Regions from separate parts of the Homo sapiens genome. Here region 2 is linked to region 1. Evidence: read pairs that join two places in POLR2A ChIA-PET (ENCODE). Cell type or tissue: OCI-LY7. All regions are shown on one strand. Each heading gives the region's core, and the rest is flanking DNA. Links, peaks and the distances in the headings are about the cores only. Region 1 overlaps UBXN11 (UBX domain protein 11). Region 2 has its middle 23 kb from the start of RCAN3AS.

Region 1 (5,483 bases), core at 255-5,254:
GGGCTTTGCAAGCCTTGTAGTCTTCCCACCTAAGACTCTGCTCTTCACCCCTTCCCCATCCTTCTCCACTGGGTGAAGTCAGACACCTCGAAGCCTGTCCCTTGTCTCACCCCAGGCTGGGGCTGGGATTTGGGGCTGGAAGTCCTCAGGAGTTAGAGGCCCTGCTTCCATCTCTTTGAGCTTTGGCTGAAGTCCGGTGCCCAGAGCCTTATCCCTGGTATCATTCCAGGGGCCCTAACTTATATTTCTTCCTTCTTCCTGCCTGGGTTCCCAGGAGGCGAGGAATCCGCATCTATGGAGATGGTAAGTGTGCCCCGCCCTCGTGCCCTCTTCGCCTCTCATGTGCTTGCACCTCCTACAGTTGGACCGATGGAGAGAAATCACACGAGAAAGGCCCTTGTCAGCTGGAGCAGCGGCCTCCACCGTGTTCTGTGCAGCTCCCATGCTGTCCTCCCTGAGGGCTGGGCTTCCCTCCTGGAAGCTCTCAGATTAGGAGGCCCCATACCCTTGGCACAGATGTTGCCACTCACATTTGAACCCCTTGACCCACTGTGGGACTGGCCAGTGTGTGCCTAGAAACCAAGTGAGGGCCAAGAGATTACCCAGCCCAGGGGTTTGGATCCCAGCCCCCCTTCCCCCTCCAGCCTCCTCCAGTGTGACAGCCTTTCTCCCGGGAGGCCTGTCCACACATTGCCACCCTGACTCTTGTAGCTCAGGCCTTTGGATCCCTGCCCCCCAACTCTCCACCATGGCATTGGCATTGGCCATGCCAGTCCCCCTGGGAGCAGGACTGGAAGAACTCCAAAACAGCCCCATTCTGGTTGGATCCTTGCTCCCCAGCCTTGTGAATTCTCTCTCCTCAAACTCCCTGGGGCACAGTGCATAGGCCGCGTCACACTGGCGAGGGCCCAGGGCCTGAGTTTCCTCTGGGTCTCCGCCCCAGAGCGGTGACCTAGGCATCCCTGTCTGCAGAAGATGAGGTGGACATGTTGAGTGATGGGTGTGGCTCAGAAGAAAAGATCTCAGTCCCTTCCTGCTATGGCGGCATAGGTGCCCCTGTGAGTCGGCAAGGTGAGAGCAGAGGCCTGAAGGGTCTGGGTCCTGGCTGCAGGAGGGGGCCCCAGAGACGGGGCAAGGCCTAGGGAGGCATGGCCCTTCCTCTCGCCTGTTTGGTCTGAGGCAGCTGCTTCCACTCCTGGCTGATTGTGGCAGGGACCTGGCTTGGCATAAAGCCACACAAGCCCCACCCTTAGCTCAGGAGGCCGAGGCCCAGCCCCAGCCCCAGCCCCAGGCCAGGCTGTGGCTATAGTTACCAGGTGTGATATCAGTGGGCTCAGGATTCAGGGTCAGAGAGGGATGAAGTCTGAGGGTAGAGCTCAGCTTCCTGCTTCTGCAGGGCTCTGGCAAGGCCCAAAGTCGCCTAGACAGTCTGCTTAGCTTGGCAGAGGGCTGTGGCAATGCTGAGCTCATGGAGGCACCTAAAGTGGGATGGGGCTAATCAGGGTGGCTTCCCAGAGTGGGGATTTAGCAGGTCTGAGAAAAGGGGAGACATGGGCAGGCAGGGATGAGCCCTGCAGAGTGCTGGGCGGGATCTGGGGATGCTGGGGATAAGGTTAGAACTTTCCACTAGCTCACTAGCTGTGGTATCTTGAGCAAGCAACTTCGCATCTCTCTGTCTCTGAGGCCTCCTCTGTGAAGTGGGCATGGGAACAGCGAGGGCAGCGTGTTGGGAGGATTCAATGAGATGCTCCTCGGTGGAGGGCCCCTGGCCAGCGCCTGTCACGCGAGGTGCTCAGTGTGGTGGCTGCCCATCAGGAGGCCAGCCATAGGGAAGGGCCTGATGATTCTCCCTCAGGCCCCTTCCATTTTACCGGAGGAGGGAATTGAGGTGGAAAAAGAGACAGGAAGAGCCTGGCCTAAGGTTCTGCGGCCATTTCACCACAAAGCCAAGATCTCCTATACCCTGGCTGGGGTCAACTTTCTTTTTTATTTTATTTTTTTTGAGACAGGGTTTTGCTCTGTCATCCAGGCTGGAGTGCAGTGGTGCGATCATGGCTCACTGCAACCTCAGCCTCCCAGGCACAATCAGTCCTCCTGCCTCAGCCTCCCAAAGTGCTGGGATTACAGGCATGAGCCACCATACCCAGCCAGGTCACTTTCAGTAGTAACCATGGCAACCAGGTTCTCTCTTTGAAAGAGCTCCAGGTGTCCTCTCCCTGCTTTCCCCTGTCATCCCCTCCTCTCCCACTCCCAGCCAATATCTGTCCCTACCAAGGTAACAGATGAGGACTTGCCTATCTTATTTTACTTCTCTGCCAGCAGTGTCCTATACTGTCCACTGCTCCTTCCTTCTCAGGACCTCCACCAAGCTCTTAGGCACCAAGCTGCTGCCCTCCCATTACCCTCTGCTTCTAGGCTCTGTCTCTTAGCTGTCATCACCACCTCCTTTTTTCTCTCAGGTTTTTTTTTTGTTTTTTTTTTTTTTGGAGACTGCCTTGCTCTGTTGCCCAGCCTGGAGTGCAGCGGTGCAAATCACTACTTACTGCAGCCTCGACCTGTCAGGCTCAAGCAGTCCTCCCACTTCAGCCTCTCAAGTAGCTGGGACTACAGACACACACCACCATGCCTGGCTAATTTTTGTATTTTTAGTAGAGACAGGGTTTCTCTATGTTGCTCAGGCTGGTCTCGAACTCCTGGTCTCAAGTGATCTGCCCGCCTCGGCCTCCCAAAGTGCTGGGATTACAGGTGCGAGCCACTGCACCCAGGCCCTCAGCTTTTCAATGTGATGTTCCTCTGGCCTGGATTCTCCTCTGTGTCCACTGTGCCCCAGTGAGCTCACCTGCACTCCATGTGTAGACAGTTCCCAAATGTTTGTCAATTAAGATGCATTTAACTATAAGTCAAAGAAAACCCTTCCTCAGCCAACAAGAACATTAAGGAAGTTTTGTTATCCCACATGCAAAGAAATCCTAAAGAGGCAGCTCCAGGGGTGTTAATTCAGTGACTCCAAGACATCATCAGGGGCTCAGGTTTCTCCATCTTTCCACTGAACCTGCCTTGACATGTCAGCCTCATGTGGTTGTAGGATGATGGCCGCGGTTCCTGCTTCATACATAGAAAGGACACTGTCTAGGGGAAGAAAAGGAAAAGGCCTGCTTCTTCCTGTAGGTTTCTCTTCTTTTCCATTTTCATACTTTTTTTTTTTTTTTTTTTTTTCTGAGACAGAGTCCCTCACTCTGTTACCCAGGCTGGAGTGCAGTGGTGCGATCTTGGCTCACTGCAACCTCCGCCTCCTGGGTTCAAGCGATTCTCGAGTAGCTGGGATTACAGGCACCTGCCACCACGCCCGGCTGATTTTTGTATTTTTAGTAGAGGCAGGGTTTCACCATGTTGGCCAGGCTGGTTTTGGACTCCTGGCCTCAAGTGATCCACCTGCCTTGGCCTCCCAAAGTGCTGGGATTACAGGCATGAGCCACCGCATGCCCGGCCCTGGCTACTGTTTTCTACAGCACCCCGCATTCTGGCTTTGTCTGGCAGTTTGCCCGTGGGGTATTTGCCTCACTCCTCTATCTGCTGTTTTGCGTACCAACTGGACACTAGATTTGGAGGTTTGATTAGATCGAGGGTGAAATTCTTGGCAATGCTTCAGGGTGATGTCACCCATATGTTACACCACTTCCTTGTATATGTTGGACAAATTACTTGATCCCTTTGTGTCTCAGTTTCCTAAAACAGTTCATTTACCTCCTGGGTGTGTTTCAAGGATTACAGGGGGTTGATCTACATGAAGTGTTTAGAACAGTTCCTATGATGCCAGTGGGAGCTGCTCTCAGTACCTTCATTTCCATTCCTGGGACCCCTATCCTCCTCCCTCCCCCCCACAACTCAGCCTCGGCTCTAGGTCTGGGCTCTAAAGACTTTGTGTGCTTGGCAGTCCCTGCATCCCATGACTCGGAGCTGATGGCCTTCATGACGAGGAAGTTGTGGGACCTGGAGCAGCAGGTGAAGGCCCAGACTGATGAGATACTGTCCAAGGTGGGGCTCCAGGTGGGAGAGGGCCAGGGGCCGGTCTGAGAGGTGGAGGGACTGGGCTGGGGAGGCCAGGAGTTGGACTAGGGTGGGTGATTCTAGAACCGTCTACCACACTGACCTGCCCAGTTCGAGGACCAGGTGTGGCCTGGGCCTGATCTAGGTCCTGTGACCTGAGCCGAGAGGCTGGGGGGTCTTCCCCTCAGCTGAGCAGGACCCAGTAGACCCTGGACTGGGTGGCACAGTGGACTGCTGAGCAGAGCGCGGCACCCTCAGATGTGGGGGTCCTCAGGTGTGGGCCGCACCTCTCCCTACCTCAGAGGAACTGCGAGGGTTATCTGAGGTCCGGGAGAAGTGGCTGTGCCAAAGGGTGGCAGGGGCTTGCTGCTCCCCAGCATCCAACATAGGCAAAGCTCTGGAGCTTCCTGTCTGGGCAGGGCTCTGGGAACCACAGGCCCTGTGCTCACCCTGTGTCTTATGCTACAGGATCAGAAGATAGCGGCCCTAGAGGACCTGGTGCAGACCCTCCGGCCACACCCAGGTAGGGGGCTCTTGGAGGGCTGACCTGCGCCCCCAGTCAGGCACCTCCCCTGGGCCCAGGGCTCCTGGAAGCTTCACAATGGCTTCTGGCATCAAGAGCATCAAGCTGACTACTTGGTGGGGTCTGGACAGCTGAGCCCACAGAGGGGCTGCAGCATATCCAGGACAGTGCTGGAGTCACTCCATGCCCTCCTACATGGGACCGAGTCCCATCTGAAGTGTGGAGGAGAGGAGGCTCTGAGGGGAGTGGCAGCCTCCTAGGGCCCATCAAGGCACCGCCACGGGGTCAGAGGAGAGGCCAGAGAGGTGGGGGGCCAAGAGGCAGTTCTTGGGGGATCCCCAGAACAGCTTCTCCAGATGACCCTCAGGGCAGAGGTGACCTGGCAGTGTCTTGCTGGGGCAGCTGAAGCCTGTCCCTGTCTTTCCCTGAAGCCGAGGCAACCCTGCAGCGGCAGGAGGAACTGGAGACGATGTGTGTGCAGCTGCAGCGGCAGGTCAGGGAGATGGAGGTGAGAGAGCTGGGCCCCGGGGGATGCGGGCAGCCAGCAGTCCCCAGCTCTTCACGGCATGTTCCTCAGGAGCTGGGTCCGAGCCCACCTCTCTGGGCCTCTCCTCGTCACATCCCACCCAGGGACCCTGCCCTGCATTTCCCTACCCAGGACTGGCCCAGACTTTAAAGAGCCAGGGAGGTGTCTGGGGCTGGGGCACACCCCTGCTTTTGGGCCCTCTGAACATGCCTCTCCCCTGCTTAGCAGACCTCATGGCTCCCACTGAACTGAATTCTACAGTCCTCGCTGTGGCCCCTGCGGGCTGGCCCCTGCATGCCTCTTCATCTTAGCTTGAACCACTCTCCCCTCCAGCCATGAGGCCCTTCCTCTGGGTCTTTGACCTCATGGAGCTGCTTCCCACCTCAG
Region 2 (5,245 bases), core at 1-5,000, 1.8 Mb after region 1:
ACTCCTGGGCTCGAGCCATCCTCTCACCTCAGCTTCCTGAGCAGATAGGACCACAGGCATGTGCCACCACTCCTGGCTAATAATGTTTAGTTTCTGTAGAGTCAAATTCCTGGGCTCAAGCGATCCTCCTGCCTCTGCCTCCTGAGTAGCTGGGACTTCTGGCGTTTCCTTTTAGTCCTTCTTGACTCATCAACAAGCTGAAGGCAGAGAGAGGTGGTAGAATGTGTGCAATCAATAAATGAAATAAACACAGTTGAGTGTGTTTCATGCAGGGTTCTCACTGTTCTGGTAAGAACAAAATACGTATGTATGAGCTATGAAACACAAATTCTATACTACAGTGATTACAGATACGAGTTAAGTGCTCTTATATTTGCATTTAAAATGGGTATTGCAGAAAACAAAGATGAATGGGTAAAAAATTCATGCTAATCATTTAAAATTTTAATTTGCCTTTACTGAAAATGACATTAAGTAACACATTTAAAAAGTCAAGAGAGAGACTGTTGTTAAAGAGAGAAAAAAGCTTTTAGAAGTCCCTTGGTGGCACTTTTTCTTGGTTTTTGAACTAAGGGCCCCTCCATTTTCATTTTGCACTGGGTCCTGGGGAAAGGAAAGCCTCCAGGCACAAGATACACTGCCTGCTCTGTCACTGCTAGGGCCACCCCCACAGCTTCCATTTCCCTTTCTTGGTTCTCTCGCTTCCTGCTTCGTCCTGACACTGTGAAGTGTCATTGCTCCCTCAGTTATAACATTCACCACACTTTATGTGGTTTGCTTTAATTTCTGACTGCTCTGCATGGGGGAGGGGCACTCTCTCTCCTTCTCCACTGTATATCCAGTGCTTAGCTCCTAGTAAGTGCTCAGTGACACTTACTTTTCATTTTTTACTATGAAAACTTCACATAGGCTGGGCGCAGTGGCTCATACCTGTAATCCCAGCACTTTGGGAGGCCGAGGTGGGCGGATCACCTGAGGTCAGGAGTTCGAGACCAGCTGGCCAAGATGGTGAAACCCCATCTCTACTAAAAATACAAAAATCAGCCAGGCGTGGTGGCGTATGCCTGTAGGCCCAGCTACTTGGGAGGCTGAGGCAGGAGAATCGTTTGAACCCGGGAGGCAGAGGTTGTGGTGAGCCGAGATCGCACCATTGTACTCCAGCCTGGGTGACAAGAGCGGAGCTCAGTCTCAAAAACCACTTCATGTAGACATAAAATAGAGAAAGTAATTTAATGAACCACTGCCCTGTCTGCATTATCCTGCCATTCTTATATTAACTCAATTATTTTATTTTTTAAATTTTTTGAGACAGGGTCTTGCTCTGTCGCTCAGGCTAGAGTGCAGTGGTGCAATCATGGCTTACTGCAGCCTCCATATCAATGGGCTCAGGTGATCCTCCCACCTCGGCTCCCCAAGTAGCTGGGACTCCAAGTGTGCACCACCATGCCCATCTAATTTTTTGTATTTTTGTAGAGACAGGGTCTCACCGTTTGTAGAGACAGGGCCTCTCATGCACCATGCATTGTGTGCATTGTTTTACCAGGTTGCCCAGGCTGGTCTCAAACTCCCGGTCTCAAGCAATCCTCCCGCCTCGGCCTCTTAAAGTGCTGGGATTGTAGGTGTGAACCACTGTGCCCGGCCTCAGTCATTTTAGTCTCTCTCTTTCAAGCTGTTGAATTTCCTCAAATGTCTTGCGATTCTTGGTGGACAATCCCATTTATAAATAAAGAACTACAGTACTTACTAGAGATTTCCTTTGCAGTTGTGTGCATTTGTTTACCCGAAGGCGTACCATCATCCCCTGAATGTGAGGGGGGATTTTCATCTTGGAGGAAGTGAGCAGGCCTGGTCATCGGCTTCCTCCTCAGGTGCATGAGCATGGAGCTGCTGGCTGCCTTGGGACAAGACATCTGCTGAAGGACATGGGACTCGGCTCCAGCTCTCCATAGGTCTGTCTCCCGACAGAACAGAGCTGGAGGTCCATTCGTTTCCTTGCCTGCTGCTCCAATATCCCTACCATGGGCCGTCCACAGCCAAATCTACCACTCTTTTTTTTTTTTTTCAGACGGAGTCTCAGTCTGTCACCCGGGCTGGAGTGCAATGGCGTGATCTTGGCTCACTGCAACCTCCGCCTCCCAGGTTCAAGCCATTCTCCTGCCTCAGCCTCCCGAGTAGCTGGGATTACAGGTATGTGCTCCCATGCCTGGCTAATTTTTGTATTTTTAGTAGAGATGGGGTTTCACCATGTTGGCGAGGCTGATCTCAAACTCCCGACCTCAGGTGAACCACCCGCCTTGGCCTCCCAAAGTGCTGGGATTACAGGTGTGAGTCACCGCGTCTGGCCATCTTCCGCTGTTTAGAGTAATTCTTAGGGTTCCCTCTGGGGCTGATGTTGTTCTGTGTCCACAGGACCTATAAATAGTCTTCCCTTTAATCCAGATTGCTGCCCATAGCACACTTGTTCTTCTCACTTACTGTCTGAGCTCAGAGCCACTCTGGGGCAGAGAGGAGGTGAATGTGTGTGCCTAGGTTGCCATGTTGAACAGGAACCACTAACAGATATTCTTGGCATGGTTAAATAATTGTTTTCTCTCCCACTTAAGGTCAGGGAGTGTCTCTTTTTCAATCTGTGGTCTCCAGGGCTCATCCAGAGCCTCATGGGTCTGGGTCTCCTTTTTTTTATTTTTTTCCCTGAGACGGAGTCTTGCTTTGTCACCTAGGCTGGAGTGCAGTGGTGCAGTCTCGGCTCACTGCAACCTCTACCTCCCGGGTTCAAGCAATTCTCCTGCCTCAGCCTCCTAGGTAGCTGGGATTACAGGCATACACCACCACGCCCAGCTGATTTTTGTATTTTTAGTAGAGATGGGGTTTCACCATCTTGGCCAGGCTGGTCTCGAACTCCTGACTTCAGGTGATCTGCCCACCTCGGCCTCCCAAAGTGCTGGGATTACAGGCGTGAGCCACTGCACCTGGCCTGGGTCTCCTTTTTATAGGGCCTCTCCTCTAAGCTGAGACACAGCATCAGCTAGTGAGGCTGCCTCCTCAGTGCTTGAGTTTCAGCTCCACAGGGCCCCTCCTCCAGGCACCTGCATTTTAATGATTCCAACCTGTTACCTGTCTTCCCCCAGCCCTAGGGGTGGCAGCTTCTGACAGTGTCCTCTCCACAATACCTTAGCCCTCTTTCACCCTTTCAGTTACCTTGTAAAAAAAAAAATGTATACTTAGTTAACAATTATGTATGTATTTATTGTAGAGACAGGGTCTCACTATGTTGCCCAGGCCGGTCTTGAATTCCTGAGCTCAAGCAATCCTCCCACCTCAGCCTCCCAAAGTGCTAGGATTACAGGCGTGAGCCACTGCATCCAACCCTAGTTAACAATTATTTATGTTAAATTTTCTGTTCCAATAACTGCTGTGGCTTCTGTCTCCTGACTTGACCCTGATGGACATGACTGCCTAAGAAATGATACATACCTGGGCTAGGCAGAGTGGCTCACGCCTGTAATCCCACACTTTGGGAGGCCAAGGCAGGCAGATTGCTGGAGTTCAGGAATTCAAGTCCAACCTGGGCAACATGGCAAATCCTGTCTCTAAATTTTTCTAAAAAAATTAAAAAAAAATTTTAAATTAGCTGGGCCTGGTGGTCCCTCCTGTAATCCCAGCTACACAGGAGGCTGAGGTGGGAGGACCACTTGAGCCCAGGAAGTCGAGGCTGCAGTGAGCCGTGATCACACTATTGCTCTCTAGTGTGGGTGACAGAGTGAGACCCTGTCTCAAAATAAATAAATAAAATAAAATAAAGAAATGATACATGCTGGGCACAGTGGTTCATGCCTATAATCCCAGCACTTCAGGAGGCAGAGGCAGGTGGATCACCTGAGGTTAGGGGTTCAAGACCAGCCTGACCGACATGGTGAAACCCCGTCTCTACTAAAATACAAAAATTAGCTGTGCGTGGTGGTGGGCGCCTGTAATCTCAGCTACTCGGGAGGCTGAGGCAGGAGAATCGCTTGAACCCAGGAAGCAGAGGTTGCCGTAAGTTGAGATCGCACCATTGCACTCCAGCGTGGGCAATAAGAGCGAAACTCCGTCTCAAAAAATAAAAGAAAAGAAAAGAAAAAGAAAAAAGAAAAAGAAATGATACACTACGTATATCAATGAAAGGACAGATGGCCTGGCCCAGGGAGTTTATGAAGACTGACAAGCTAATAGCTGTCATGCTACTCAGAACCCAAGGAAGTTTCATTCTATGCAAAAAATAAATAAAAATAAAGAATTTAAAATAATAGTCTATTGATACATAGAGGACTGAAATTTTTTTTAAAATACAGACTTTGAAATCAGTCATATGTAGGTTTGAATCCAGGCTCTGCCACTTACCCACCAGGTGGCCTTGGACAAATTACTGAACTTCCCTGAACCTCCGTTTCCACATGTGTATCATATAACAGGGGTTGAACAGCTTCCTTGTGGGGCCGTTGTGAGAAGAAAATGCATAAAGTATGTAAAGTGCCTGCCCAGAGTGAAAGCTCAATAAAGGGTAGTGGACCTAGAATGTAGGCGGTGTTAAGAGGATGAGACCAGAGATCATAAGACCTGAGTTAAAGTTCTGAGCCTGCAACTGACTAGCCAGTGACATCCTCTCTGTGGCCCTCCCTCTCCTTACACCTATACCAAGACCAAGCGTGGCTCTACAATGCTGGTCTCATCTTACCGGCTTGCAGCAAAATAGGCAAATAATGACAATGTCTGACATTTTTCATAAAGCTAAATTATTCAGTTTAAAGGATTATTATCTGAGATTTTGTTCTTCTTACTGTTTTGGTGTTAATGTCTTTTTTAAATGAAATGACAGGATAGTAGGGTATTTTTTTTTCCTTCCTATGTTCTGATTTGACAAAATAAGTTTGAAGAAGAGCAAGGAGCTGAGACTTGCCCAAACAGATTGGAAACATATTGGAAAGCCTTGATAATTGGAACAGTGTTACTGGTGAATGTATAGGCAGACCACTGGAACAGAATGGCAAGTCCCAAAACTATAGATATTTAGTGTATTATAGAAGTGGCATCCAATTCTTCAGGGCAAATTGGACTATTCCATAAATGGTATTGGCATAGCTTGGTAGCTATCTCAGCAGAATAAAGTTGGATCCATACCTTGAACTGTGCACCAGAATAAACTCCAATGGCTTTCAGATGTAAACACACAACCAGACTATTGTCTAGTAAGTCCAACATAAAAAAA

Evidence for each region. Peaks named below come from ENCODE experiments on the same cell type or tissue, not always from the same donor. Only the 100,000 strongest peaks of a DNase experiment are listed, where the experiment ranks them.
Region 2: POLR2A ChIA-PET joins it to region 1 with 10 read pairs; 1 of 35 experiments calls an interaction of 5 or more read pairs at or near these places.

Annotation. Positions count from the first base shown.
Region 1 is chr1:26,296,514-26,301,996 of GRCh38, reverse strand. UBXN11 (UBX domain protein 11) reads left to right here. Exons shown (of 15, transcript NM_001389556.1): 3 at 275-303; 4 at 973-1,071; 5 at 3,935-4,035; 6 at 4,516-4,570; 7 at 5,002-5,078. Among named protein-coding and RNA genes, the nearest start is that of UBXN11, 7.4 kb to the left of the region's middle. In OCI-LY7, for the core only: no CTCF peak of the experiment used is centred there; a DNase peak (open chromatin) is centred at 2,516; H3K27ac peaks cover 2,840 bases.
Region 2 is chr1:24,476,763-24,482,007 of GRCh38, reverse strand. No RefSeq gene overlaps it. Among named protein-coding and RNA genes, the nearest start is that of RCAN3AS, 23 kb to the left of the region's middle. RefSeq lists an enhancer at 718-827. In OCI-LY7, for the core only: no CTCF peak of the experiment used is centred there; a DNase peak (open chromatin) is centred at 687; H3K4me3 peaks cover 1,200 bases; H3K27ac peaks cover 1,212 bases.